4 separate regions of the Homo sapiens genome follow, and regions 1, 3 and 4 are each linked to region 2. A link is a contact called in ENCODE Hi-C or POLR2A ChIA-PET data. All regions are on one chromosome and are shown on one strand. The core of a region is the stretch at or near the end of the contact, and the rest is flanking DNA. Distances in the headings are between cores, read along the strand shown.

Region 1 (7,691 bases), core at 2,768-5,267, 760 kb after region 2:
ACCTTAGAGATTGGTTAAGACTTAAAAACCCACCACTATGACATTACCACTTAATCTTACATAGGCAGGTCAAAATTTTAATATAAATTACTTTTGCCAACACATAGCTTATGCATTCTTTGCTCCTTTTTTTGGAGGATTTTCAAATTGATATCTAAAGATTTACATATGATATATTACTGTTACATGGTCTAATGACTAAGAAAATTTCTCTGGTAACCAAAGCTGATGCCATATATGGTAGTGTTCTTGGCATATACTCTATATGCCTCAGACCACTTCCACATTCTTTCTATTCAGCTAATTATAGCTTAGTAGCCACTGGTGAAGGATTGTGAAGACCCTGTCATTTCTACAGAATAGAAAGGCAAGGCTAGTTACTGCAATTCAGCCAAACAAAAAGAAAAAAGAATAAACCAACCCCTTAAAAAGGAGAGGTACTGCACCTTTGCAAAATTGAACTGGCTCACTGCAGCTGAGCAACAGAACCACCACTGAAGCAAGAAAACAAGTTGGTCTATACAAGAATTGTACATGGTTTGAAAATGAAAAAGTTACAGCAATCAACTAATAGCTGCAACTTAAATTTTCATTGCTGCCTCAGAGTTGAAACTTAAATAGTTTCTGCAAACCTAATGCTAGCTTCTCAGCTCCTTTACTAAAACTATTTAGGAATTTGTTCTCCGCAGCAAAGAAATAGACACTCAAAACACGTAGGTAAATACAGCAGGACATTATTGAAAAACAGCTGCCTTGTAGTACAAAATACAGTACAAGTATACGGATGTCATTAAAACATCAAAAATACTATTGCTCCCATACAATTTAGGAAACATTCTTTGCAACGGAGAAAAATTTAAAAGAAAAGCTTTAAAAAAATCTGTTTAAAAATTCTACTGTGGATGATGAGAGTAGAGAAATAGTCTGAAAAGGGCACCAATGTTTGTGGCTCTTCCACTTTTTAATCTAAGATCAACAATATTCTGCATCATAATCTATTTTTTTAAAAAAGCCTAATTTTATGTACACAATTATTTCCCGCCCTCTCAGCCACAAATACATGAAAACCTTTTTGTATATTACTCATTTCCCAATAAATACAAAAAGATTGTATAGATTGAATAATACCAAAATAAGATAATAAAAAGGATATGCAATAAATTAAAAAGGCAGCTCAAATAAGGGGCAGGCATGCAGTTTAAAAAAAATACTAAGATTGTGGAGGCGGGGTTACTTGCCTCCTGGTTGAGAAGGTGTCACACAAAGAATACCTGAAAACTTTGGAAAGAACGTTAGCTCCCATTCAATTCAAAGTTACCTAGGTCTATGACATTTCTAGGAATACCTTTTGATGGGGTGGGATTAACTTGATTAGTAAAAATCATTTCTACTGAAAATCCATTTAAAATATAGAAGAGGCGATCCTTGAAAACCCCAACTTTTATTCTTGAAAGACAGCTGGATTAACTGGCAAAAGCCAGTTTGTTGAAATTTCAAGATGGTATAAAAATGCTTCCAGGATATAGTCAGCATATTCACGTTCACTTCAGTTCCATTCACAGATGGATTTCAGCTTCCACCGGGTGCACTGCTTGAATCACTCATCCATCATTTGCCAACTCTGATTGTGAGGTACTGATACAATGGATCAAGTTCTTAAAAATTTTAAAAGAATAAATGATGCTGGAATTCTGGACCTGAGGATCTTTAGTATTTGAACAAATCCACAGATTAAACTGAAGGTAAATTAAGACTTCAGTTTTGGTTATTTCCAACTTTTCTGTGAGGATGTATATCCATTAAAGCTCAGGCTTATAGCCACACTGTTACTTTTGTAGGTAATCTTCAAGTTTTATGGTTTAAAATCCAGCCAACCAGTGGCTGTAACAGCCGAATTAGCCATAATTCACTGGCTCACACAGTGGAGATCTGGCTCTCATTCATACCAAAGCATTTCTTGGTAATGACCTCCATATTTAGAGATCAGGGGAACAACTTTAGTGAGCAGCAACCAATCCACTCAAACAGTCTGCCTTGTGCTTTATGCCTGACTTTTTCTTGTGCCTACCTCAGCAACCCCCAATGTAAAACTGCTTTTATCTTTGAAAATTTTTTGTCAACTTTGAAACTATTTTAGTAACGGATTCTACTCCAAGCATTGCTATCTGAATCCACTGGCATCCTGGAAAACAATTCTGCGAAGAAAAGACATTTGCCTTGGTCCAGGTTCCATGCAAAACCATTTTTTTAAAAAAATGGATCCAATTTGGTTCTGTATTCTTAGATGGCTTCTTGAAATCTTATCTTTAACCTGTTCATGATTATCCCAAGTTGCATTTCTTTTCGTGAACCTGAACCCTCAGAACTGGGTAATTGTAAAGGCCTCTCTTCTCAAGGATTCCATGAAGACCTAGATCCAAAATGCTGATTTCAATGGAGGTGAAGGGATAGACACCGCAACAGTGAGGCCTAGAGAGATCTTTTATGCCAGATTACCCAGGTGCAACCTAAATGCAACTGTTATCAATGGTCTGGGTAACTTGGACATGTTTCTTGCCCTGGATGTGCAAGGATCTATTCCCTCCAGGGATTATCCTGATGGGTTTACGAACCTCAGTTGAGAAACAACAGAAGCTGAGACAATTTTACGCAGGTGAGGAGATGCTGTTTTCCTCTTTGCAGGTTGCTGTCAGTTCCTTGGAACTTGACTGCTTTTCTCAAGTTGTCCGTCACTGTTCTCTTACGATTATTTCTCTTAACTGTGTTACGTTTTGTTTTTTCCCTCTGCGGCCTCCCTTGCTCCCTCTCCACTAGCTCACTGGGGATGAGCAGGAAAGGGAATTCTCTAGCCAAGGGGATGGTGGTTGGGTGGAGGCCTGTAGGGGAAGCTGCCCGTTTCAATCCTCATCCACCTCCTCACCCTCTGACTCTTCGCCGCCGCCGCTGCCCCCACCACGTCGCTCATAAAGCTTATCCCTCTGTCGTTCCTGGATTTCTTTCATCTCATCCGCATACCGGCAAAAGGCGCCTCCGAACTTGCCCCAGGCTTTGAAGGGTACGGTGATGGCATTGCGGTAGGACGGCTTCACCTCGCTCACTCGCAGAAACACCCCGTATTTGTTGCAGCCCACATCGAAGAAGAAGCGCTTGGAGTCCACGGTGATGGAGGTGCCCTCCGGGAGCTCTCCATACAGGCCGCCCCCTGGGCCCCCGGCGCCGCCTCCCGGGCCGCCTGCCAGCTCGTCGTCCTCGCCTCCGTAGTCGTCTATGAGCTTCGCCAGCGCGTCGCGGAACTCGATGAGGCCCTGCGCAGGCAGCGCGATGGTCTGGCCGCTCTGCAAGCCGCCCGGCCCGGGGCCCGCGCCGAAGCCGCCACCGCCGCGGTTGACCGTTTGGCGGATGCGCAGGAAGCGGCCGCGCTGGTTCTCCTTGAGGTCCAGGTAGTACTTGCGGTTCTCACGCACCAAGAATTCGCTCTTGAGCGCGCGCCGCGGCCCGCCGCCCTCCTCGGCGCCAGCCGCCAGCTGCTCGGGGCTGCTAGGGCCCAGCTGCGCGTAGTGTTCTATGAAGTCGCCCAGCGAGTCGCGGAACTCGGCGGCCACCGCCATGGACAGCGTGAGGCGGCTCTTGGAACCGCCCGCGCCCACCTCGGCGATCTTGAGGAAGCGGCCCTTGGCGTTCTGCTTCACATCTAAGTAGAAGCGCTTGTTCTGGATGTCCAGCCGCTTCGAGGCCAGCTCCTGCGTCTCTTGCTCGCCGCCGCCGCGGGACGCGGGCTGGAACCCGCACGGCCCACCGCCGCCGCCGCGCTCGCTGCCGCTGTCGCCGTCCGCCATCTTCTAGGCCGCCGCCTCGCCGCCACCGCCCGCCGCGCTCGCGCCCCCGCCCTCCGGCTCGCGCTCCGGGGCCCCCCAGCCTCGCCCGCCCGGCTCGCTCACGCGCTCCCGCCGCTCATCGCCGGCCGCCGCCGCCCCCCCATCGCCTCCGCGCCCCGCCCCCGCGACTTCCGTGCAGCCCTAGCCACTTCCGGCGCGCGATTTCCCGTGAAGTCACTCCGTCCCGCCCTCCGCGGCCTCGCGGCCGGAAGCGCCGCGGCGGCGTGGCGCAGAGGGGTGACGTCAGGGGCCGCGCCGGGCGGGCGGCAAGCTGAGAGTAGGCTAGTGTTACTGCTCGGTTTCTAGCCCTGGGGACTTGCCAGCCTTAGCGTGACTCAGCCGCCCGCTGCGTCTGTCTACGCGCCTCTTCCCGTGACACTTTTACTTTAGACTCCGGTGTCGTCCACTTCCCTCCTTCTCGCTTCCGGGGCGTTAGCTGAGCATACTCAGGCCCCAGCCTGCTCGCGCTGGTTGTGTGCTGGGAACAGAGTTCCAGTCTATACACTGGCGACCGGGGGGAGGGAGATCCTTTGGAGCACTCGGAAGCGGGTTCTGACCAGCCTGTGGGGTTCCCTAGAGGAGGCATGAGCTGACTCTGAAGGGCAAACTGCAGTTGGCCTGGCAACTCTGGAGAAGAGCCACCCAGCATAGGAGACGGCAGTGCAGAGGCACCCAGGGCCTGATGCTGGGAGCTCAGAGCAGCTGGGGGTGTGTATGCCTGAAGAATGGTCGTAGATGACACTGGAGGGTGGATTAGATCAAGGAAAGCCATTTGCAGTGCGGGAGAGTTAGTGCCTACCCCAGAGTCTGGAGCCACCGTATGTGATCAGGTTCACATTTTGGAAAGATCACTGTGGGAACAATATAGAAAGAAGATGATTTAGGATGAGGTTAGATTTGGGATCCAGAGATCAGTTAACTGTCCCCACAGTTAGCCATATTAAAGTGGTTAAGGAAATTGACTGCCAATCTTTAGTTTCTTTATCAATAAAATGAATAATTCCTATGAGGTCTTTTTGTTGTAAGCATTGAGGTGTAACAAGAGGCAGAATTGGAATAGTGTTAAAAAGTGTAGGCTCTGCAACTGCACTGGGTTTGAATCTGTGACCTTGACCAGTTACTTGATTTTCCAAAGCCAAAATGTCCTCATCCTTAAATTTTTTTTTTTTTTTTTTTGAGTCTTGCTCTGTCACCCAGGCTGGAGTGCAGTGGCGTGATTTTAGCTCATTACACCCTCCACCTCCCGGGTTCAAGCAATTCTCCTACCTCAGCCTCCTGAGTAGCTGGGATTACAGGCAACCGCCACCACACCCGGCTAATTTTTGTATTTTTAGTAGAGATGGGGTTCCACAATGTTGGCCAGGCTGGTCTTGAACTCCTGACCTCAGGTGATCTGCCCGCCTCAGCCTCCCAAAGTGCTGGGATTACAGATGTGAGCCACCACACCCAGCCTAAATGTAGTTATTCATAGATAGTGAATCCAACAATGGACTTGTAAAGAACACAAATAATAGATAACCCAATATAAAAGGTGAAAGATTTTAACAGACACTTCGTCAAAAAAGCCAGTAAGCACATGAAACAGTGCTCAACATTATTCATCATTAGGGAAATATAAATTAAAGTCAGAATGAAATACCAACTAGAATGGCTAAAATTAAAAAATGTAACATCAAGTGTTGAGAAGGATGTGAAGAAACTGGAACTCATACATTGCTAGTAAGGATATAAAATGGTATAAATGCTTTGGGAAACAGTTTGGCAGTTTCTTATATACCTTTCATAAAATAAGACCCAACATTTCCACTTTTTTTTTTTTTTTGAGCAGTCTTGCTCTGTTGCCCAGGTTGGGGTGCAGTGGAACAATCTTGGCTCACTGCAACCTCTGCCTCCTGGGTTCAAGCAATTCTCCTGCTTCAGCCTCCTAAGTAGCTGGGACTATAGCCATACCCAGCTCATTTTTTGTATTTTAGTAGAGATAGGGTTTCACCGTGTTGCTCAGGCTGGTCTCGAACACCTGAGCTCAGGCAATCCACCCACCTCGGCCTCCCAAAGTGCTAGGATTACAGGCGTGACCCACCGCAGCCAGCCTCCACTTCTAGGTATTTACCCGAGGGAAGTGAAAGTATGATCACACAGTTTGTATGACCCCATTTATATAAAAGTATATGAAAGAGGAAGGTGTGTGTGTATGTGTCTGTGTGTGTGTGTGTCAGAGAGCAAATCAGTAGTTGCCTGGGCCTGAATATGGAGGGACAGATTGGAAAGGGTAATACAAGGAAACTTTTAAGGGTGATGTATTCTGTGTCTTGTTTATGGTAGTGATTTCACAGATTTGCCAAAACTCATTCAAATGTAGTTTATTATAGAGAAATTAGACCCCAATAAAGTAATTATTATTATTTTGAAAAGACACGAATCAAAGAGGATGTTGGGGACAACTGCACTAAAAAAAAAAATACCTTGTAGGGTTGTTGGGCAGTAATCCTTGAAACATGTTTAGCGTAATGCCTGAATTACAGTGAGTGCTCAATAAATGTGAATTCGGGTGCATCCACATGGGTCAGTAGTAATTAGGTGTGGGAGCTGCCAGCAGGTAGGGTGGATTTGACATCAGTTTCCTAGAAGAAGGAGAGTTCAGAGGAAGATACCAAATTTTGGGTCGTGAACAATTCAATCCTTGGAGAGGATTGAGACATTAAAATCCCTAAGGAAGGAATGCAATGTCAGGCATCACTTGACCTTTGTGAAAGATGTCCACCCAGCTCCTTCTCTGGTTTCTTGCTAACCAACTTTCTGATTTCTCCTCTCTAATGCAACTTCCCTACATAGAGGACACCAACATTCAGTTCATGAAAAGGACTATCTCTCTGTTCATTTCTTTTTTTTTTTGAGACAGAGTCTCACTCTGTCACCAGGCTGGAGTGCAGTGGCATGATCTCAGCTTACTGCAACCTCTGTCTCCTGGGTTCAACGGATTCTCCTGCCTCAGCCTCCTGAGTAGCTGGAACTACAGGCATGTGACCACCGTGCCCAGCTAATTTTTGTAGTTTTAGTAGAGACAGGGTTTCACCATGTTGGCCAGGATGGTCTTGATCTCTTGACCTCGTGATCCGCCCGCCTTGGCCTCCCAAAGTGCTGGGATTATAGGCATGAGCCACTGCGCCCAGCCCCCTCTGTTCATTTCTTTCTTTCTTTCTTTTTTTTTTTTTTGAGAGTCTTGCTCTGTCGCTCAGGCTGGAGTGCAGTGGCGTGATCTTGGCTCATTGCAAGCCACGTTTCCCGGGTTCATGCCATTCTCTTGCCTCAGCCTTCCGAGTAGGTGGGACTGCAGGCGCCTGCCACCACGCCCGGCTAATTTTTTATGTTTTTAGTAGAGATGGGGTTTCACTGTGTTAGCCAGGATGGTCTAGATCTCCTGACCTTGTGATCTGCCTGCCTCGGCCTCCCAAAGTGCTGGGATTACAGGCATGAGCCACCGCGCCCGGACCCCTCTGTTCATTTCTTATCAGTTTGATTTTAACCAGTCCAATTCTATTTAATGAGTCAGATATATTGCTTGTTTCTTTTGAAATTTCATTCTTTGCTTTAAGCCTAGGATCTTCTCCCCTTTCAGATATTCGGTAGTCATGTTTTTGAACACTTTTGGAAGCTTTTTATGGTTTTATTTTTTATATATGTGATTTTACTATATATTTACATTTTACGTTTAACTATCTGAAATATATTTTGGTGTATAGTATGAGTGAAGAATTTAAAAAATTTCCTCCAAATGACTAACCAATTGTTCCAGTACTATTTATTGAATAATCCTTT
Region 2 (6,734 bases), core at 3,797-6,296:
TTATTGTTGTTTCTGTTTTTGTTTTTGTTTTGAGGCGGAGTCTCGCTGTCATCCAGGCTGGAGTGCAGTGGCGCGATCTCAGCTCACTGCAAGCTCCGCCTCCCGGGTTCACGCCATTCTCCTGCCTCAGCCTCCCGAGTAGCTGGGACTACAGGCGTGTGCCACCACGCCCAGCTAATTTTTTTTTTTTTGTATTTTTAGTAGAGACAGGGTTTCACCGTGTTAGCCAGGATGGTCTCAATCTCTTGACCTTGTGATCTGCCCGCCTCGGCCTCCCAAAGTGCTGGGATTACAGTCGTGAGCCACCGTGCCCGGCCATGTCTGTTGTTTTAAGTCAACCAGTTTGTGGTGCTTTGTTACAGCGCCTACAGGAAACTAATACAAAGTACTGCTTCACTTATACCTAAATTACAACACTGACTCTTAAAAAGAAGCATGCCAAGTCTCAACACAGCCCTGTCCCACAAATAACTGCCATTTTCTTTTAAGACTTTAGATTCTTCCACCCTACCCCCCACCCCCAACCCCCACCAAATGCTTCATCCTCTGAGACCAGAGATACTCAAAATGCAGACCTCAGATCCCCTCCACCCATTCCATTCCCGTGGAGTCAGGTGGCTTTGTTTACCCAGGGCACCTGGGCACCGTCTTCCCCAGCCCCTTCCCGGGATCCTAGGTATGAACAAGAACACATGGGAGGGGCTTGGCACTCTCGAGAAGAAAGGTATGGAGAATCAGTGAGGGCAGGAGGGAGGAATACAGGTGCCCACACAGCACAGATCCAGGCCTGGAGAAAACACCAAGGAGGTGACAGGACAACGCGGATGCCAGACCAGCCCCTTAGCCTAGCTGACTCCAGCACAGCCTGAGCCCCTGCTGCCTGGGAAGAACCAGGAATATTCCTCAAATCTACGCCCTAGGGAGCAGACAGAGGCGAGCAACTCAAAACAAGACAAGAAGGATGCCAGCAGCAGACAGAAATGCAACAGACTCCACATCCTCACGTATCCCACTCTTACTCTCCCCCAGGTGGCCTAAGCACTGTACATGTAACTCAGCCAACGCTGAAAATGTGCCAGGAGTAGATATTATCACCCAACTGATGCACAGAGAGGTTAAGCAATGTGTCCAAGGGCACACAACTGGGATCCAAGTGTATGCCCCTGAGCACTGGGCAGAATGACATCCCTGTAACCGATAGTAGGACATGCTTCCACCCAGGCAATGTGCTGGCACCAAGATCAAAACTGGACATAAAAGCCAACACTTGCCCCCACTCAGCCCACTGGGTCTAGGCAGGAGAACGACAACAGGCCATAGACAAGTAACTCGCCACAGTGACAAGTGCTGTGAACAAATGGTGAGCTGAGGTAGAAAACGGAGGCCCTCATTGCAAGGTGGCTTCAGGTGGCCCCTCAAAGAATATAACACTTCAGCTGACAGTGGGGCTTAGATGGGGCCATGGGAAGACAAGGGAAAGAGTGTGCCAAGTGAAGGGAAAAGCCTACAGCAGGAAGGTCTGGGCAGGTTTGGGGAACAGGTGAGTGGAAAGACCAATTTGGAGAGACAGGCTGAGCTTCAGTGAGGATGCACAGGCCACATGGAGAAGCCACATGTAGGTATTCAGGGTGGGGGCCAGCACCAACCACCAGGCCTGTGAGCGAGTGCTACTGCTGCCCCGCTGCTATCAACACATTCACTGTGGCAGCTGTTTGGTTTCCTGACCAGTCTGTGAGCACAGTGAAATCGCTATCGTCCATCACTGGGGAGCTTTTTTGACAGCTCCAATAACTGGAAGAGAAATGTGCGACCAGAGGAGGTGCTGCCGGAAAGAATCTAGAAGGTGGCATTGACATTGGGCCCAAGTAGTAACTGAGCTCTGAAAGGAGCCAAGGAAGGTGTCCCGAGGGCTGAAAGGAAAGTGAGGAAAAGCTACCGGAGCCGCAGGAGGGAGCCCCTGATTATGTGGGAGAGGAGAGGTGAACAGCACTTTGTCTCAGGTAAACAAAACAGAAAACATCCTGATATGATTTGGCTCTGTGTCCCCACCCACATCTCATCTGGAATTATAATCCACACGGTGTTGACGGAGGGACCTGGTGGGAGGTGACTGGATTGTGGGGGTGGATTTCCCCCATGCTGTTCTTGTGATGGTGAGTGAGATCAAGCCATCATGCGATCTGATGGTTTAAAAATGGTTGGCAGTTCCCCTTGCTCTCTCTCTCCTGCTATCATGTAAAAGAGCCTTGCTTTCCCTTCACCTTCTGCCATGATTGTTAAGTTTCCTGAGGCCTCCCCAGCCATGAGGAACTGTGAGTCAATTAAACCTCTTTTCTTTATAAATTACCCTATCTCAGGTAGTTTTTTATAGCAATGTGAAAATGGACTAATACATATCCCTAATGAATTTGAGGTTCTAGCTAGATTTCTAGGCCCAGGGTTCTCCTGCCTGCCTATAACGAGAATTGATCTTGGCTTGGCATGGGATGAGATGGGCTTCTCAAAGCTCCCCAGGGGATTCCAATGTGCAACTAGGGCTGAGATCCATTTTGCCTGGTGCCAAGGACAGTAAAAATGAGTAAGACCTGGTCTCACCTACTAAATCCTCAGTTTAAAAATATAATAGGAGATGGATTTGAAAATTACCTGGAAAGCCACTCTTATGTAAGTGGTAGGAATGGGGGAATGCAGCAGCACCTAAAACTCAAATAAACTCAAAGGGGGAGATGGGGGTCCCTGCTTCACCACCAAGAGTAATCCAACTGCAGGAGAGATCACCAGGGAAGAAATGGGGGCAAAGAACAAGGGTTGTGTTGGGCAGGCCACTTTATTAGGAAAGACAGAGGGCCCAAGGGACAGGAAAATTCATGGCCAGCAAATATGGGGGCCAGGAGGAGAGGCAAACAGACATGAGTGAACAGAGGGGGTCCCCTCGAGACCAGAGAGTGCATCCTCACCAGTCTTGGCTCCTGGTGCCTGGCGCCAGGCTTGCCACACTGAGGGGCTCTCTGGCTACAGCACAGGCAAATACCTGAATAATCTGCACTGAAGATAGGAAAACCATTTTCCTCTGCCAGTGAAGTAATCGCCATCACCGCCAGAACTAAGTCCTCATCTCCAACCAGCCTCTGAACTAAAACTAACTCCAAACCCACAAATTACTTAATTTAATCCTTGTTACTATCTTAAGAAGAAACTGAGGGAAAAAGAGGTTAATTTTCCCAAGGTAACAGGAAGTGGGATCAATTAGATAAACTGTTCCCATTCTCTTGCAGAACACTTCTAAGTTCAGGGATGCTGTGGGGGAAGCACCTTCCCAAACTCTCACTTACCCCAGTGCTGCTGGGCCCGGTTCTCCAGGAAGGGTCTCATTTGGATGAGGCGGGTGGCATAAATGTGGGCATACTGCCGGCTAAAGCTGCGCTCTCCTAGCCGGAAGGGTTGTGAGGAGTTGGTGTAGGTTGCCACTGGCACCCGGGCAAAGGTGGCATTGTTGGCTGATGGTGGGGACAGTAGAGTGTGGGCCCTCTGGGCAGCCTGCTCAGAAAACATGGCCACACTCCTGACTTGCTTGGTCCACACAGCTTCGCCCAGGCCAAGGAGGTTCACTGCGAAAACACAAAGGCATTCCTGCTGCCCCTGTCCATCCCCCAAAGCAGCAGCTCTCCTGGTGTCTCACTGCACCCAAAGGATACTGGGAAAAGAAGGAGAACAGCTGTAGTTGACACCAGACATTGTGTCCACTTGGAAATTTATCGTGCCTGGATACCGATGTCTCACCCTGTAGCGGTCATCCAAAAAGAGAAAAGGAAAGCTAGGAGTGTTTGTCCCATCTGGAGTTCTTCCCGAACCCTAGACTCAGGTGTCCTGTTCCATCTGGACAACTACCAGGGTCTCAATCAAGTTCAGTTTGCCCCAAATGGAATTCCCGATCTGCCTCCATCCAGCTCTCCGGCACCTGTCTCATTTCCAGACAAGAGGTCTGCCTTATTAAATAAAACTTCTGTGAAATAATAAGCCTATTATTAAATAATAATAGAACTAAACCAAAACCAAAACATAAATCAGTCACTGCTCTGTTCAAAACTCTCCAAAGTGTCCTCATTTCATTGAATAAGGCCCCAAGTCCTTACAACTGCCTATGAGATCTGCTCCACTGGTCCTCTCCCCTCCTGGTTCCCACTCCTCCACCTTGGATCCCTCCCCACAGCAAGGGGCCTCTGAACTCTTGCTTGCCCCTCTCCCGTATACTTATAGAGCTCACTTGCCCATCTCCTTCAAGTTCTTACATCTTTACTCAAATGTTACCTTGTGCCCTGCCCATCTGATTTACAACTGCAACTCTCCCCAGTACTTCAACTGTTATTGTTGTTTACAACATTTACCTTCTAACAAACTGTATATTTTAAATGTATTGTCTGCCTGCTCCAACTAGACCATAAGCTCCAGGAGAGCTGAGATTTTTGTGTCTTATGCCACTAGCCACCTAGGGCTACGAAGTACAGGAGATGTGGTGAGTCCAACTGTGATGTTTGGGTTGGACACACAATGGATTTCTAAGAATAGTACAAAGAATATCCCAATAATTTTTTCACATACAATTGAAATAATAGTTTGAATATATTTATGGATTTACTCCAATTGATTTGTTTCGTTTTACTTTTTTCGTACACCTACTAGAAAGTTAAAAAATTCCCTAGCGGCTTGCAATCTATCTCCACGGGACAGCACTGGCCTGGGACACAGGCTCCGCACACGTGTCTAACGAGTGACTCGTTAGGAGCTTTTGGCTCGAACGTGCTTGATGGCGGCAGCAGCCAGGCCGCGCTACTCGGGATGGGGCCGAGAGCGCCCTGGGGGCTGTCCCAGTCACGGCGGGTGCCCCGGCTCGGATCCACGCGGCAGCTGCGGGACGTCCGCCAAGACACCAGCCCACCGACCCAGGAGCCCGGCCTCGCGGCCTGGAACTGCCACCCCCAGCTGACCCCGTTTCCCTGGACCCCACTCACCGCGCGGCGCGCCGCATCCCGCCAATCCCCGCGCGCCTGCCCCGCCCATCGCCGCAACTCGCTAATCCCCGCGCGGCTTCCCCGCCCATCGCCTAATCTCACCAATCGCTGCCCTCCTCGCCCCGTCCGTCACCAGGCGCCTCATCCCGCCGACCACTGTGCGCCCAGTCCCTGGGACGCCCAGAGAACGCGGAGCCACACCCTCGGTTTCCTGGGCAACGCGGGGCGGGGGCTCGCAGGCCGGCGCCGCGGGTCTTTGGTTGGCGGCCGCGCGTGCAGGGGTTGGGCTGACGGGGGGTGTCGGCCTCCAGTGGGCTGACCGCGTCACCCCGTCAGGCCCTGCCCAAACCTCCCAGTGGTCGTCACCCCGCCAGACCTCCCAGTGGTCGGCCGCCAGCCTCCTTGGTGAAGCCCCCAGCGTCCCAGCTTTCCCCGCAGAGCTGCCCACTTGTAGCGATGGCGACACGCGAGGAGGATCCCAACAGAAAGAAGGCCCAAGGCCCACTAACTTGGCCGGGGAGAAGTAACTCTTCCTGAAGGGATGGCGCGGGGTCTCGGGGTTCCTCCCGTCCTGCCAGCGTCTGCGTCCGGGAAACGCATTGGCGGTTTCGGGGTCCTCCCTAGCTTGCCCACAGCTGCACACCAGCTTCCAGCCCAACACTCCCCAATCTCCAGTGTCCTCGTTGTCCCCGTTACTCATACTCGTTCTTACCACCACGTCTTTCTGAGTGCTGTCTCCCACTTTGGGAATACTTTTTTTTTTTTTTTTCCATCTCCACTAATTTATAGAATTCCTCACCCCATCAAGAGACGCTTCCCCACTAAGCTTCCCGGGCTCTTCCCGCCGCGCGCTGATTCTCCCAGGCGTCCTCTAGCGCTACTGTTCTGCTACTTCCCTGGGCCTGTTTCCTAAGTCCAGGTCTTGTCTCCACAACGAGTGGATATTAACACTCGTTAATTATTACTTAATATTTTAATTTTTGTTTTTGTTTGTTTGTTTGAGGCAGCGTCTTGCTCTGTGGCCCAGGCTGGAGTGCAGTGGTGCGATCTCGGCTCACTGCAGCCTCGAACTCCCAGGCTCCAGTGATTCTCCCGCCTCAGCCTCCCGAGTAGCTGGGACAACAGGCGCGCAGCACCACGCCTGGCTACTTTAAGTTTGTGTGTGTGTGTGTGTGTGTGCGTGTGTGTGTAGAGACAGGGTCTCCCAATGGTGCCCAGGCTAGTGTGGAACTCCTGGGCTCAAGTGATCCTCCCACCTCAGCCTCCCAAAGTGCTGGGATTACAGGCATGAGCCACCACGCCCAGCCTTATATTTTAATTTAAAATGTGATATTTTAATTATTAAACGCCTTTGCAACTGCTTTGAGGTTATGACACATTAATTCATCTGCTCCTCAAATAATCCTTTGGGTCAGACACAGTGGTTCACGCCTGTATCCCAACACTTTGGGAGGCCGAGGTGGGAGGATCGCTTAAGCCCAGGAGGCTGAGGTTGCAGTGACCTAAGATTGCACCACTGCACTTCAGCCTGAGCGACAGAGCCAGACGCTGTCTCAAAGCAAGCAAACAAACAAAAAACCTTTGAAGCATGAACTATTATTTTTCTCCCACTTTACACATGAGGAAATTGAGGCAGGGAGGGCAAGAGAGATCATGTAGCTAGTGAGTAATAGCTGGGATTCACACAGAGACAGCAGGACTCTTGCTGGTAAGGTTGTACTGTTC
Region 3 (7,319 bases), core at 2,704-5,203, 720 kb after region 2:
TAATTTTTGTATTTTTAGTACCAACAAGGTTTCTGCATGTTGGCCAGGCTGGTCTTGAACTCCTGACCTCAAGTGATCTGCCTGTCTCATCCTCCCAAAGTACTGGGATTACAGGCGTGAGCCACTGCGCCTGGCCGAGTTATTGTTGAATGGGTAGAGTTTCCACTTGGGAAGATGAAAAAGTTCTAGAGGCAGAAGGCAGTGATGGTTGCACACTATAAATGTACTTAATGCCACTGAACTGTACGCTTTAAAAAAACCTATTTCTGCATGAAAAAGGCAAAGTATGTGCCAATGTAATGAGCTTTTAAGTAAATATGGGGTATTATAGAGTATATGTGTACACATGTATTTCTAGTAGGTGACACAATAAATTAGAAATGTTATTTGCCTCTCGGGAGGAAATACTAAAGGTCTGACTTAAGAAAACTAATTTTCTCTCATATATTTTGCTTTTACCATTTAAACAGATTATTTCTTTACTGTTAAAAAAAGAAATCAGTTTACAAGATTGGCTGTTTGAGGGGCTATTCTTTCAAAATAGATGGTAAGCTTTGAAATGGCATATCCCCTTTGTAGCTAACCCTTTCCTTAAAAATTTTTTAAAGCTAAAAATTACCCCTGTATACTTCCTCTAATTGCACGTCTAAGTGGATTAAGTGCGTGTCACCCAAGATAATATGGAAGAAAAACAGTAAAACCCTGGCAGGTATCAGAAACAGGAAAAATAAAAATCTAAGAACTAATTCATATTCACTCTCTTATATTAGGTAATTCAACAAGAGACTGATTTAAGTTTACCAGTAAGAACTGAGACGCTCTCTATTTCTACCAGAATGCCTCATATTTTAATAATTTTTGACTATGTTGTTATATAAGAAAAATACAATTTTTGGATTTTTGAGGTCAGCTCCACTAACAAGACAGTCTTACTTACTTCTCAAATAAAAAACCCTTGTTACCTCCATTTGCCCTAATATATAACACTTAAAAACCTCTCAACTGGCATCTAAAATTATAATCACTGTCTTCCTATGACTGGATTGGAAAAAATAAGAAGTAGTCACTAATAAAAAGCCAACAACTACAAAATTCCCCAGGCTCCCCAGGTCATATAATAACTACTCTGCTTAAGCAATTTTATCCTCACTGTTTCAGATATGTCATATTTGGTGTTCTATTTGCTTTTTAAGGAAGTAGACATACAGTCAGGTTTTAAAAGCCTCAATCCATTAAATGACTATTTCCAACATTTAGAGATTCCTGATACATTTCTCATACTTAACAAAAGAAAACTTTTATGGTATCAAACTTATCTGAATATAAAACTATACAATAAATGGATAATTACTTTCTTTCCGATATCCCCTCAAACTGTATATATAGCCTCCCTACTTTGAACATTCATTTTAATATAATTGGTGCTTGAGAACCCAAATCTAAATTTTTTAATTCCAAGAACTGACTTCGTATTAACCTGAGTTAAGGTTGTTGGTTTTAAAAAATTACACACACACACACACACACACACACACACACACACACAGAGAGAGACAGAGAGAGAGAGAGAGGAGGAAGTAGGAGTTCGTTCATTTTACTTGGATAAACTTGCAAACTGGATACTAAGACACTTTCATGTCAGTTTTAACAGACATCTGCTTACTTCCTCTCAGGTTTAAAATCTATCAAGAACGACAACTCAATGTCTCCTGCATTTTTAGCTTATGTTAATACTTATGTATTTTTAGCTACTGGTAAGTGGATATAAAACATATAGCGTATCACTAGAGATTGAAAAATATCTGAAAAACTAGAATTGGCCGTGCGCGGTGGCTCACGCCTGTAATCCCAGCACTTTGTCAGGCCGAGGGGGGCGGATCACAAGGTCAAGAGATCGAGACCATCCTGGCCAACATGGTGAAACCCAATCTCTACTAAAAATACAAAAAATTAGCAGGGCGTGGTGGCGCACGCCTGTAGCTATTCGGGAGGCTGAGGCAGGAGCATCGCTTGAACCCGGGAGGCGGAGGTTGCAGTGAGTGAAGATCGCCCATTGCACTCCAGCCTGGCAACAGAGTGAGACTCCGTCTCAAAAAAAAAAACCACAAAAAACCACAAAAAACAAACAACAAAAAACCAAAAAAAAAAAAAACCACAAAAAACTAGAATCATGAAAATCATCTGTTTGAGCAAATCCTTTTACAGATTAGATGTAAGCTGTACCTCAGTTTGATAAAGTACTATAAAGTACTTTACAATAACAATAAACTATACGTGAGACGTTGGAAGCAATTATCCCTAAAGTCTATTCCAGCTCTAAGATTTGGGTTTTTTACAATAACAATAAACTATACGTTAGACGTTGGAAGCAATTATCCCTAAAGTCTATTCCAGCTCTAAGATTTGGGTATTTTACAATAACCAAACATTGTCCTCTCGACTGGCCAATCTGTTTACAGTTAGGTGTTATGTCTATTCAATACCATATCTGTCACATCAAGCACAAGACAAATCATCTAATACTATCTGCAGTATGATAAATGACAGCTTGGTGCTAACTTTTAAGCAGGTAGCTCCCGTTGAAGTAACCTTTCAACAGAATGCTTAAAGCACGAATACCGGCAAAAATAAGATTCCATAACAGTCTTATTATTTTTACACAATCTTTGATGCAACTCAGAGCGTATCCTTTAGCACCTTCTCTTTTCCCCTCAACTTTAAAATGGGGCTGAAGTTCTATTCACTTTCATTTTTTTAAAGCCACACTCTTCTTATCTAGATCTGAATTTCAGAATGAAAAGATGAATACTTTAAGACTGAAAATCCATAGCAAGGGCAAAGGAAAGTACTGTTGTATAATGAAAACCGCAAACTGCAAGGGGCTCAGAAGATAACGGGCGTTCATTTCTAACCTGTGCAATCACCTAGAACAAATCGTGTGGTTCTGGTCTATAAAACCATTCTTTGTCGCTCAAAAGACCACAAATACAAGCACCCTTTCGCAGAAACCCTCAAACTGACTGCCAGGGAGATTACGTAACCAAACATCGCCAAAGACTTATCTAACTTGTACAGCGGCAGCCTGTTTGACCTCATTCATACAGAGAAGCGATCACATTAAGATCCAGCACTTGTTTCTACATTTCCAAGCCGGATTCTGCCGTCCTCCTCCTTCTAAGACGGGCGGTGCAGCGTCACAAGCGTCGGGACAGATCTATCCGGCTCGGAACAGACTTCGCGCTCTACCCGGCCAGGCCCAGCTCTCACCCGGGGACCCGTGTCGGGCTCCGCAGCTGGGACATGGCGCCCCCCGGCGGGCGGCGAGGGGCTCGGCCGGACGAAGCCCAGACACCCGCAAACTCCCGACTCCACAGGTAGCGGCGCCGACGCCAGGGCCTCCGCGCTCTGCTCTCCCAGGCCCCGTGCCCCCGGCCCACCCGGCCGCCCTTACCATGTTCTCGGCGCCGACTCCGCCTCCGCTCGGCCGCGCGCCCTCCCGCTGCCGACCCGCGCCGCCGCCGCCGCTCTCGCAGCACCGACCGCCGCCGCCGGAGCCGGACAATACCCCGTGCCCGCCTCGCGCTGCTGTGGCCAATGCCCGCTTGTCTTGCTGGTTCGAACCCCAGCGGCTGTTCAATCGCGCGCCTCCTTCTAGCCAGACCCCGCCCCCCCGGCACCGCCTTCCTAACGGCTGTTTGTTTTTGCACACGGCACGCGGAGGCGGGGCCTCCAGCCCCAATAGTGACGCGCTCTCTGCCTTTCACCAGGCGCCCAAGCCTGACGAACAGAAAGGCAAACCAATGAGATTGGACGCCTCGCAGACGAAAGCCAATAAAAATATCGCCCGCGAGCAAGGGAGGCGGGCCACTGGGAAGGACAGCAAAATTAGCTAATAAGGTGAAGCGATTGCAGGCGCTGTGGCTTTCCCGCCCATTCGCGGCGTTGGTTTTCCCGCTTCTGAGACTTGTTTGGGGAGGTAAAGAGTGTTGGACGTGCTTCTCCTGGTGGGTTTTCACAGACTGTGAGGATTTATTCGTCTTAGAACGTGTGGATCAGGAGGGCGCTGGGTTTCAAGGTTAGGCAGGCCTCATGCTCAGCCGTATTCTGGCGGACTGACTACCCTGACGTCCTCTCAGCGCGGACCCTGACAAGGTCCGCGGCAGGCTGAGGCGGGAGAATCGCTTGAACCCCGGAGGCGGAGGTTGCAGTGAGCCGAGATCGCGCCACTGCACTCCAGCTGGGCGACGCATCGTCTCAAAACAAACAAACAAAAACAAAAGCTATCAATTGGCTACATATTGTTATTTGTATGACAAATTCTTTTTCCTTTTTTAGAGATGGAGTCCTGGGACTACAGGCGCGCGCCCCAATGCCCAGCTAACTTTTGTATTTTTAATAGAGACGGGGTTTCTCCGTGTTGGTCAGGCTGGTCTCGAACTCCTGACCTCAGGTGATCTGCCCCCCTTTGCCTCCCAAAGTACTGGGATTACAGGCGTGAGCCACCGCGCCCGGCATGTATTACAAATTCTAAGAACACGAAGATAATGGGGCCGGCTTGGTGGCGCGAACCTGTAGCCTCACCTACTGTCAAGACTGAGACAGGAGGATCTCTTGAGCCCAGGAGGTCGAGGCTGCAGTGAGTCATGATCGCACCACTGCACTCCAGCTTGGGAGACAGAATATACCCTGTCTAAAAAATAATAATAAAAAAAAAGGTAATGGATGAGGCCGATAGTCAGGAATGAAATGACTTTAAACAATTGGGTATGCATGGGATTGGGTATGTGTGTATGTGGGGGCAGAGGGTGGGCATAACCGAAGTCCCATACTCATGTCCCTCTAGGCCTAATACATTTTGCAGACCTCACAGAGCTCAGACTGTTGTGAGCCGTTTTTCTTTTCTCAACCTCTTCAGTGTGTTTATTTTGCTTACATCATTAGGTTAAAATTTGGAGGATAACTCCCAGCTAGAAAGGAAGAAAAGCTCTAAAGTGGAATCGCCTTCCCCCGGAAGCTGTTGTAAAAATTAAAGGATGTATGTGAGTGCACAGGCTCTCCAGCGATCGTTTTTCTTCCACAGTGTTAACACAATTTATTTATTTATTTACTTTTTGAGATGAAGTCTCACTCTGTTGCCCAGGCTGGATGGAGTGCAGTGGTGTGATCTGGGCTCACTGCAACCTCCGCCTCCTGAGTTCAAGCGATTCTCCTGCCTCAGCCTCCTGGGTAGCTGGGACTAAAGGCTCCCACCACCATTCCCCGCTAGTTTTTGTATTTTTAGTAGAAATAGGGTTTCACCATGTTGGCCAGGCTGGTCTTGAACTCCTGACCTCAAGTGATCCTCTCGCCTCAGCCTCCTAAAGTGCTGGGATTACAGGCGTGAGCCACCGCGCCTGGCCTGTTTCCACAATTAAAAAAGGCCCATCACCCTATCATGATCATCTCTATTACAGTCTGGACAATATGAGCTTTCTGGGAGAGCCAGCTTCATTTCATAACTGAAGAAATGGGCTTAGGTGAACTTAGTCATTTGCCTGAGACCGCATAGCCTGTAGATAACCAAGATACCAGCTCACATTTGTTCCAACTCATTCCAGCTTTAAATTCTTTCATTCTTTTCACAGTATGATGCATTGACTGTGCTAGAATGTGTTCTTGGTGTTGGTGAGTTAATAGTGAAAAAAACAAGTTTCTGCCTTAGTGGAGATTCTGTTGTCATAGGATTTTCCCAGGCTGGCACTTTAGAAATTTATATCCAGGCTGATGATAGCTGTTCCAAAGTTTGAATCAGGAGAAGCAACTTTGGGGAAGTGAGTCTTTAAAAAAAGGTAACTTAAATTCAAGAAGAGGAAGAGGGTGAGCTTCTAAGTAAGAATTTGGAAAAATACGGATGAAGGTACAGACAAGTGTGAGGAAGGGTGTCCAGTGAAATAGGAAGGAATGGAGCAATGTGCCCAGATTAATAGAAGCCTCAAAACTAGGTAGAAGAGTGGAGTTACTTCAGTAAAAATAGCCATTGTTAATTCCTGCTCCTCTGTGTTTCTGGCCTCAGTGGATGGCATTACCAATCTACCAAGGCATAAGCCTGTGAGTTATTCCTTTAACAAATCACTCAGTGCCTACTGTTTGCAGGCACTGTGCTAGGTACTGAGGATTTGGTGATTAGCAAAATAGACATTGTCCTTGCCCTTGTGGTCCTCTGCAGCGGGAGTCAGATGTTAAAGAAATAAACAAATACCATATGTGAATTATAATAAGTTCAAGTGTGCTGAAGGAAAAGAACAGGGTGCTTTAAGAGAGAAACAGGGAATGTAGTTTAGCTGGTGTGGGTGGTCCACAAAGAGCATGCAGGCTGGGCGTGGTGGCTCACTCCTGTAATCCCAGCAATTTGGGAGGCCAAGGTGGGTGGATCATCTGAGGTCAGGAGTTCGAGACCAGCCTGGCCAACATGGCAAAACCCTGTCTCTACTAAAAATGCAAAAATTAGCCAGGCGTGGTGGCGCATGCCTGTTATTCCCAGCTACTCAGGAGGCTGACGCAGGAAAATCACCTGGGCCCAGGAGAGCCTGGGAAGCGGAGGCTGCAGTGAGCTAAGATTGCGCCACTGCACTTCAGCCTGGGCGACAGAGCAAGACTCCACTCCATCTCAAAAAAAAAAAAAAAAAGAAGAGTTGCCCTTGTGAAGGGGGGCTGAAAGAAGTGTCCAATAATGTATGAGAAAGCACCTAGCACTGTACCTAGCACATAATATCCAATAAATGTTAACTTCCTTCCTTAACAGGAAAATCATTTTCTCACCACTCTCTACCCCTCAGCCTTCATGTCATTGATTCAGATTTTGATGAAAGTGGAGTTAGGTTGAAAAAGACTGGTTCTCATTGTAGATAATAGTAATCCTTTCACTGATTTATATATCATCACTAAATTATATCATCACTGTAAACACAGATGCCAGAAAAAAGTCTGCCTACTAACAGTTTTATAAACCAAGTGTGTTAGTAAAATTTAGTTTCTAGTGAACTAGGGTAACAAAAAAGGCAAAGATGAGCTCATGAAGAACACCAGTCTAACCAGAAAATGTTATGTATTAGCATCTATAAATGATAAACTACAAACATTGACAAATTATTCAACTTTGGGCTGGGGATGGTAGCTCATGCCTGTAATCCTAAAGCTTTGGGAGGCCAAGGCATGAGTCACCAGGGCAGGAGTTTGAGACCAGCCTGGGCAACATGGCAAGACTCCACTTCTACAAAAATTAAAAGAAAAAAATTAGCTGAGTGTGTGGCACATGCCTGTGATCCCAGCTAGTTGAGAGG
Region 4 (7,467 bases), core at 3,715-6,214, 630 kb after region 2:
TAACCTCTGTTCTGGGAAGGCCTCTAAGATTTCCAGTTTATCTATTGTTCCTTGTGTAAGAGGCCTTATTGTAATTCCTGCCCTTAGGTCAAAACAGTCTTGATGTTATCATACCTCAATTGTCCTATACATCCCTTCAGGGTCACCCTTTCCCTATCCCATGTAAGCCCCTGATACACAGACAGGGCTTCAGCTCATGAGTTCCTATTAAATGTTTCTTTTGGAGAAACTGAATTTGTCAGCCTCTTTCTTTAACCTCTTAGCTTCCTCCGACTTTAGGGGCAGGCTTGCACAGACCTGCTTACCGAGAAATGAGACCATTTCCCCAGGCCTGACGTTCTCTGAGAGTCACAGACAGTGCTGGAGACTGAGCCTTTGTGTAGATCTGTCTTATTTTTTCATGATCAGATTCAGGTTGAACATTTCTGGCTGGAAATTCTACTTGAAGGAGTCTGTATCTTTTCTCTGAGTATCACATCAGGTACCCAGGATGTCAAATGGTCCCACTGTTGGTGTTGTTGACCTTGGTCATTTTGCTAAGGTAGTGTCTGACCAATGTTATTATAAAGGTTCCTTTCTCCCCGTATAATGAATTAGAGGCCTGTGGGAAGACTGTGTGCTCCGTAAAGGCTTTTCAGGAAACAAAGATGTTGGCATTGTGCAACTTTGTATGATGTTTTCAGTTAGCAAATTGTGACTGTCTGCTCATACCATTAAATATTCTTCAAAAACATGATTTCCAACCTGTGGGTGCGTTCTACTTAACTATTACCTACTAGGATGTAACTATTAGCTTGCTAACACAAGCTCCACGACAATGCAGATTTTCATCAGTTTTACTTACTGCCATGTTTCCAGCACTGAGAGTGGTATCTGGCACACAGTAGAAGCTCAACAGAAAATTGTTGAATGAATGAATACAGCTTGTGTGTAATTTTTCAATATCCTAATGTCACAGCAAACATCCTTGTAAATAAATCTTTGAAGTATTTATTTTGTGAGAAACACAGATAATGCTTGTAAGGGAAATGTTTATGTTGATAATGTGAAAAAATAAGAATGCAAAATCATACATATGCCATATTCTCCACAACATCAAGATATGCAAAGAGAACCATCTGGGAAAAAAACAGAGCAAACAATTGACTGGAATTATCTCTGAACAGTTTTAAGGTATTTTGAACATTTCTCTGTATTTTCCACAATGAGAATATACCGCTTGTATGCAAAGGAGCAGCAGCACCTTTCTCTTTTTTTTTTTTTTTTGAGATGGAGTCTCGCTCTGTCGCCCAGGCTGGAGTGCAGTGGCGTGATCTTCGCTGACTGCAAGCTCCACCTCCTGGGTTCACGCCATTCTCCTGCCTCAGCCTCCCAGGTAGCTGTGGCTACAGGGCCCGCCACCATGCCTGGCTAATGTTTTGTATTTTTAGTAGAGACAGGGTTTCACCATGTTAGCCAGGATGGTCTCGATCTCCTGACCTCGTGATCCGCCCACCTCGGCCTCCCAAAGTGCTGGGATTACAGGCGTGAGCCACTGCGCCCGGCCTACCTTTTTCTTTTTAAAGTTAGTTTTGCAAGTCAAGAGTCATAGTAACTGGGGGTACCCAAACTGGTTAAAAACCAAATTCAGGTTAAGGCCACACCAACTGTAGGAGACTGTGGACTCGCAGGAGCCCCTGGACGCTGGGCTAGGCTGATTACATTTAGGATATCAGGTTCCCTTTCTGGTGTCACATTTTAAAAGCGATATTGTCTAACTGGTGCCTGTCTAAAGGAGAGTGGCCAGTTGGTACAGGATCTGAAAATTGTGTTACTGTTAACACTTAAGGAACTGGGAGCATTATTCCTCCAACAGAAGACTGGGGGATTGAGAAGTTGCTTTTAATATTTGAAGAGCTGTCAAATAACAAAGTGATGATTCTTATTTTATGCACTTGTAGAGGAAAAGCTTCAATAAGGCAGTTTTTTTATTCTAGTAAATGAGGAAGACTTTTTTTTTTTTTTTTGAGACAGAATCTCACTCTGTCGTCCAGGCTGGAGTGCAGTGGTGTGATCTCGGCTCACTGCAACCTCCACCTCCCGGGTTCAGCAATTCTCCTGCCTCAGCCTCCCGAGTAGCTGGGACTACAGGTACACACCACCATGCCCGGCTAATTTTTGTACTTTTAGTAGAGACAGGGTTTCACCATGTTGGCCAGGCTGGTCTCGAACTCCTGACCTCACGTGATCTGCCTGCCTCGGCCTCCCAAAGTGCTGGGATTACAGGCGTGAGCCACCGCGCCAGGCAACTTTTTTTTTTGGGGGGGTGATGGTGGGGGGATAGAGTCTCGCTCTGTCACCCACGGTGGAGTGCAGTGGTGCGATCTCAGCTCACTGCAACCTCTGCCTCTCGGGTTCAAGCGATTCTCCTGCCTCCGCCTCCCGAATAGCTGGGAATACAGGTGCATGCCACCACACCTGGCTAATTTTTGTATTTTTAGTAGAGTAGGGTTTCACGCCACCATGCCTGGCTAATTTTTGTATTTTTTAGTAGAGACAGGGTTTCACCATGTTGGCCAGGCTGGTCTCGAACTCCTGATCTCAGGTGATCCACCCATCTTGGCCTCCAAAAGTGCTAGGATTACAGGCGTGAGCCACTGTGCCCGGCCTCAAGGAAGACTTTCTTAACAATTCATCATATAGTAGAAAATGAAAACATTCCCTAGAAAGGAGTGGACACCAGGTGGCCTTTCCCAGGGGAGCAGGGCAGGAATTATTGAAGCAGTTAGGAGGTGAGAGAGATGCCTGCCCTGGGGGCACCTGGGATGCTTGGCGTGGCCACTTCCAGCATCCTCCACAAACCTGCCTGCAACTCCCCCATACATGCAGCCTCTTCCGAGACAGAGGAATGGTCAGGGTCCCCTGGTGCCTGCCTCCCCCTTCATTTGGGTCTCTTCTTCAGGGCCAGCTCCACAGAGAATCCGTCCCTCATACCTCATCACTCCCTCCCCATTCTCTGGCCCTGATTTAGTTTTCTTCCTAACACTCTTTCTGACAGACACACTGTTACCTGTTAACTCATTTCCTTCTGTTTGTCCCCTCTAACATGCTTGCTGTATGGATGGAGGGGCCTTATTCTCCTGGTTCCTGGGGACAGACCAGTGTTCACAGACCCCAGACCAGGGACTGTTGTACAGCAGGCCTGCCATATTTGTTCAATGAACGAATGATTCCCAAAAGAAATAGAGCACAGAGTTCAGAGGCGGCCTTCAGGGAAGAAATTTCAACAATGTCAAAAATTAATTGTGGAGTATCCATTGATAGATGAATGGATAACTTAAATGTGGAATATGCATACAATGGAATATTATTCAGCCATAAGAAAGAAGGGGCTGGGCGCCGTGGCTCACGCCTGTAATCCCAACACTTTGGGAGGCCCAGGCAGGCGGATCACGAGGTCAGGAGATCGATTCCATCCTGGCCAACATGATGAACCCCGTCTCTACTAAAACACACACACAAAAAAATTAGCCAGGCGTGGTGGCGTGCCCCTGTAGTCTCAGCTACTCAGGAGGCTGAGGCAGGGGAATCGCTTGAACCTGGGAGGTGGAGGTTGCAGTGAGCCGAGATTGCACCACTGCACTCCAGCCTGGCGACAGAGTGAGACTCCGTCAAAAAAAAGAAGGGAAGGGAAGGGGAGGGAAGAAGGAAGGAAAGAAGGAAGGAAAGAAAGAAAGAAAGAAAGAGAGAGAGAAAGGAAAGAAAGAAAGAAAGAAAGAAAGAAAGAAAGAAAGAAAGAAAGAAAGAAATTCTGACACATGCCACAACATGGATGGAAGTGAGGACACTGTGCTAACTAAAGTAAGACTGTCACAAAAAGACATATAATGTATGATTCCACTTATACGATGTCCTTAGAGTAGTCTAATTTAGAGACGAATAGTGAATGCCAAAGGCTAGGAGGAGGAAAGAATGGGGAGCTAGTGTTTACTGGGTATGGAGTTTCCATTTGAGAAGATGAAAAAGTCCTGGAGACGGTTGGTGGTTGCACAAGAATGTGAATGTACTTGGTGCCACAGAACTACACTTGGAAACAGTTAAGATGGTAAGTTTTACGTTATGTGTATTTTACCACAATTAAGAAAAATTAATTATGGGTAGTTGAGAGAATGTGGTCTTCCTCAACTTACGGTAGGAAAAGTCAAGAATAACTTAAAGGCTGATAATAGCATTTCAAAGATCGAAACTGATCAGAGAGGCTATTCCATCAGGCTAGACTAGCTCAATAGTGACTTTTTCCAGAAGGAGAACCACTGGGAAGAGAGAACTGAGCAGTGAGGACAGCGAACTTGTTAAGTTTAGTTTTCTGCTTTAACGAGGGGCTTCCGGAGTCCTTTAATAAGATCCCCTCCCAAAAGTGGCACCCTGGGTCTCTCTGTCTCCCAGTCGTGTCCCCGCCCGCCGGGCCAGAGCAATGGACTCCCAGGAAGCAGGGGGGGCGCGGGCGGGGCGCGGGCGGGGCGGGTGGGGGAAGGGCAAGGACTCACTCTTCCTTTCCTCCTCCGCCGGGGCCCGCCCCGAGCCCTGGCCCCACCCCGGCTCTCTGGATCCGCCTCCTCCTCCCGACCCCGCCCCGGCACCTTGGCCCCGCCTTCCACTCGGCCCCGCCCCGGCGTCCTGGCCCCGCCTCCGCCGCCCGGCCCCGCCCCGCTCCCGGCGGACTGCGAGCAGGAAGAGCGCAGTGGCTCTGCCGACGCCGCGTTCAGAAAGGTGTGGAGGGGGCTGGGGGCGCAGGTCGCGATCAGGCTGCGTCTCCTGCCCGCCCAGCCACCTGCGGCCCTGGCCCCACCCTGCCGCTTTGGGCCGCTCGGGCTCGCGGCCGCCCCCGCCCCGAGCGCCGGCTCGGGGCTCTGCTGCTCTGGCCTGGGAGGCGGGGCCGGCTGCGCGGCGTCATGCATATGCATGAGCGGCGCGGCGGCGGCTCCATTGTGCCCTCGGAGCGGGCGGCGGCGCGATGGCGCGGGTGGCGGCGGCCCCGGGGCGGCGGGCGGCGCGGAGGGCGGGCTGAGCGCATGGAGCGGCGCGGGCCGGGGGCCGCCACGGCGAGGGGCCGGGCCAGGCCGGGCGGAGGTGAGCGGGGTCCTGGGGGTGGCCCCTGGCAACGCCGCCAGCAGGCAGGTGTGGGCCGGCGGGGGCAGGCAGGTGCGGCAGGTGCGGGCCGGCAGGTGCGGGCGGGCAGGCAGGTGTAGCTGGTCGCCCGGGGCGCCCCGGTTCCGCTGCGGCGCCACGGTAGGGTTCACAGCTGGGCTGGGGCTAGAGGCTCTGCCGCCCACCTGCCGGCACCTGCCACGCGTGCGTCGTGGTCTTGGGCAGGCTCGGCCCCGTGGGCGTCAGGGTCATCCAGCCCTCCCCTGAGTCTTTGTTGGAGGCTGGCCGAGGGGTGTAAGCGGCGCTCGGGGTTCTCCTGAGCGATGAAGGCTGGCCGGGCCTTCGCTCCAACCTGATCGTTCCTAGCTTTGGGGCCAGGCAGTCTCACCTACATGGTACGCCCCTCCGCTCCTACTTACGTGCCCACCAGCACGGCGATGTGGGGGCCGTCTGAGGCCGTCACCTGCTCGCGGAGGAGCTGTTCCGCTCCTGGGCTGAACGACGCTGAGCGGCCAGCCCCCAGCTGCCAGTTTTGATGGGGACACCCCTTTCCAAACTGGACATACTGAAGCTCAGGCGTGAGGATGCCCTGCTCCCCTGAGGTGCCTTGTCTTCCCTAGTGCCAGGTGTCCTTCACCGCGGCACCCCCACCCGGTGCCTTGTTTACCCCTCCACCTACCGTGTCTCTCCTCCCATTCCCTGGACCCTCTGCCCTGCAGTGTTCTGCCTCTCCTTCTCCCTAGGGTACCCTCTTTCCAGTATTACAGAACATCCATGGTGGTGTCTTTAATTTGTGTCATCGCAGATTTCACAGGGACACACACGGAACATGTGACTTGGTCTGAGACCGTGGTGATTACGGATAGGATGGACACAGACTCACCACCAAGTTCTGGCAAGCTAGAACCAGAGGGCATCCCTTGATGCTTAGTGTGGAAACAGGAGAAGTGAAGGAATCTTAACTTCCAGAGGTACTGACCTCTAGCCCTTGTCATGCCCAGGGGATAGTTACAAGCTGGAAGTGTAAATGAAGAGAACAAGCAGGTGACAGTTGCCGGTTGTAGATTTCTGAAGGACAGGCCTAAGATGTTTGGGGAGCATCCTGATTATTGGGATTGAGCTCCCAAGGGCTGATGACATGAAGGTGGTCATGTGTCCTCAGTCCTAGGATGCTACCAGATATCCATCTTACACATTGTAAACTGATGCCAGGTTAAGGTTGTCCCTTCAGCTGTTCACTGAAATGTCTCATGCCTGGGCCATTGCTTATTCCTGGACTTTTTGATGAACTCTGCATCCTGACTTAGCCCCACGCTTAGACATTTTAGTACTGTGGCCTTACAGGTAGAGGGGGCAGGACTTTCAGCTACCTGTATATGTGAGTACCCCACTTTTTGCTACCAAGGACCCCGCTCCTGCAACATTCCACAGCCATCATTTCTTCAATACCCTTTGACTCCATTGTCACCTGGGTTGGATCCTGACCCTGCAATCTTGGAGACAGTGAGTCCTGATGTGTGACCTATTGAGAAGCGTTGCCTGCCACAGGGCCCACTTGCTGGTCCTGCTCCTAGCTGACTAGGCAGGCAGAGAGGTGGCATGGAACAAGGCTCAGGAGGTCAACCAGGAGACTTGGGGGTGCAGCTACTCTGGGACATTTGGGGAAGAGAGGTCTGGGGTAGTGAGTTCTGTAACTCTGTCTAGAGGAAGATGTGATCTGACCCCCGAGAAAGCCTTGTGGCCCTCTAGACTGACCTTGTCCATCTCTCAAGGGGTCCTAGCTTCCAGCTGGAGTTAGTTTACAAGGAAAGCGCCAGGCACTAAGACCCTTGGTGGGCATGGGCCTTGCATGATCTGGGATCCAGATTCCAGGCTCCAGGCTTGTTCCCAACCCAGACTCAAAGCCAGGAGATGAGAAGAGGATCTGCACACACACAACGCAGAACACTATCCTATCATCAGGGGCACAGGGTCAAGGATACCAGACCTGGAGACTGGAAGTCTTTTCAGAGAGACTGTCCTCAGAGAGGAGACCAGAGGCATGAGTTCGGGTCGGCAGGAAATCCCCCTGTGCAGTGAAGAGTAAGCTCAGAGGGAACTGGAAATCTTTGTGGTCTCTGTCCACAGCAGAGAACCATCAGGGGTGGAATTCCCCAGGCTCATGTGACATAGGAGCCTGCTGTGGGCTCCTCCCCTCCTTGTACCTGCCCTGTGCTCCTTCTCCCCAGCTCACTGCATTTCCTAGATCTGAGGTTCTCAAACTACAGTTCCTGGACCAGCAGCAGCAGTAGCTGCAAACTTGTTAGAAATTCTGGGCTTAGGCCCCAGCCCATCCTACTG

What was found. Hi-C counts contacts between places; a loop is a spot of excess contacts on that map. ChIA-PET counts read pairs that join two places held with the same protein, here RNA polymerase II (POLR2A). Pooled maps may share reads with other maps.
Region 1: a pooled map shows a loop between it and region 2 (8-fold over the local background). The contact joins the promoter of PURB here to the promoter of POLD2 in region 2. A Hi-C loop is called at or near these places in 3 of 37 single-sample maps with no recorded cell type and 8 of 50 pooled maps. POLR2A ChIA-PET finds 5 or more read pairs at or near these places in 1 of 52 experiments (activated B cell).
Region 3: a loop to region 2 is called in a map of naive thymus-derived CD4-positive, alpha-beta T cell, with 14 times the contacts of the local background. The contact joins the promoter of H2AZ2-DT here to the promoter of POLD2 in region 2. A Hi-C loop is called at or near these places in 1 of 168 maps with a recorded cell type or tissue (naive thymus-derived CD4-positive, alpha-beta T cell), 2 of 37 single-sample maps with no recorded cell type and 10 of 50 pooled maps. POLR2A ChIA-PET finds 5 or more read pairs at or near these places in 1 of 52 experiments (activated B cell).
Region 4: a pooled map shows a loop between it and region 2 (15-fold over the local background). The contact joins the promoter of ZMIZ2 here to the promoter of POLD2 in region 2. A Hi-C loop is called at or near these places in 9 of 50 pooled maps. POLR2A ChIA-PET finds 5 or more read pairs at or near these places in 2 of 52 experiments (WTC11 and activated CD8-positive, alpha-beta memory T cell).

Annotation. Positions count from the first base shown.
Region 1 is chr7:44,881,513-44,889,203 of GRCh38, forward strand. It overlaps PURB (purine rich element binding protein B), which reads right to left and starts at 4,018. Exons shown (of 1, transcript NM_033224.5): 1 at 1-4,018. The coding sequence starts at 3,836. The coding sequence ends at 2,898. It overlaps MIR4657 (microRNA 4657), which reads right to left and starts at 288; the gene lies at 236-288. RefSeq lists enhancers at 3,090-4,049, 4,198-4,447, 6,045-6,144 and silencers at 3,508-3,557, 3,848-4,207.
Region 2 is chr7:44,118,502-44,125,235 of GRCh38, forward strand. It overlaps POLD2 (DNA polymerase delta 2, accessory subunit), which reads right to left and starts at 5,047. Exons shown (of 11, transcript NM_006230.4): 1 at 5,010-5,047; 2 at 3,333-3,608. The coding sequence starts at 3,552. RefSeq lists a silencer at 4,733-5,442 and enhancers at 5,229-6,133, 5,653-5,712.
Region 3 is chr7:44,844,518-44,851,836 of GRCh38, forward strand. H2AZ2-DT (H2AZ2 divergent transcript) reads left to right here and starts at 3,954. Exons shown (of 2, transcript NR_187581.1): 1 at 3,954-4,004; 2 at 4,942-5,048. It overlaps H2AZ2 (H2A.Z variant histone 2), which reads right to left and starts at 3,570. Exons shown (of 5, transcript NM_012412.5): 1 at 3,452-3,570. The coding sequence starts at 3,454. RefSeq lists enhancers at 3,153-3,710, 3,711-4,269 and silencers at 3,196-3,585, 3,846-3,905.
Region 4 is chr7:44,743,883-44,751,349 of GRCh38, forward strand. It overlaps ZMIZ2 (zinc finger MIZ-type containing 2), which reads left to right and starts at 4,965. Exons shown (of 19, transcript NM_031449.4): 1 at 4,965-5,109. RefSeq lists silencers at 4,460-4,989, 5,100-5,209, 5,220-5,269 and an enhancer at 7,050-7,467.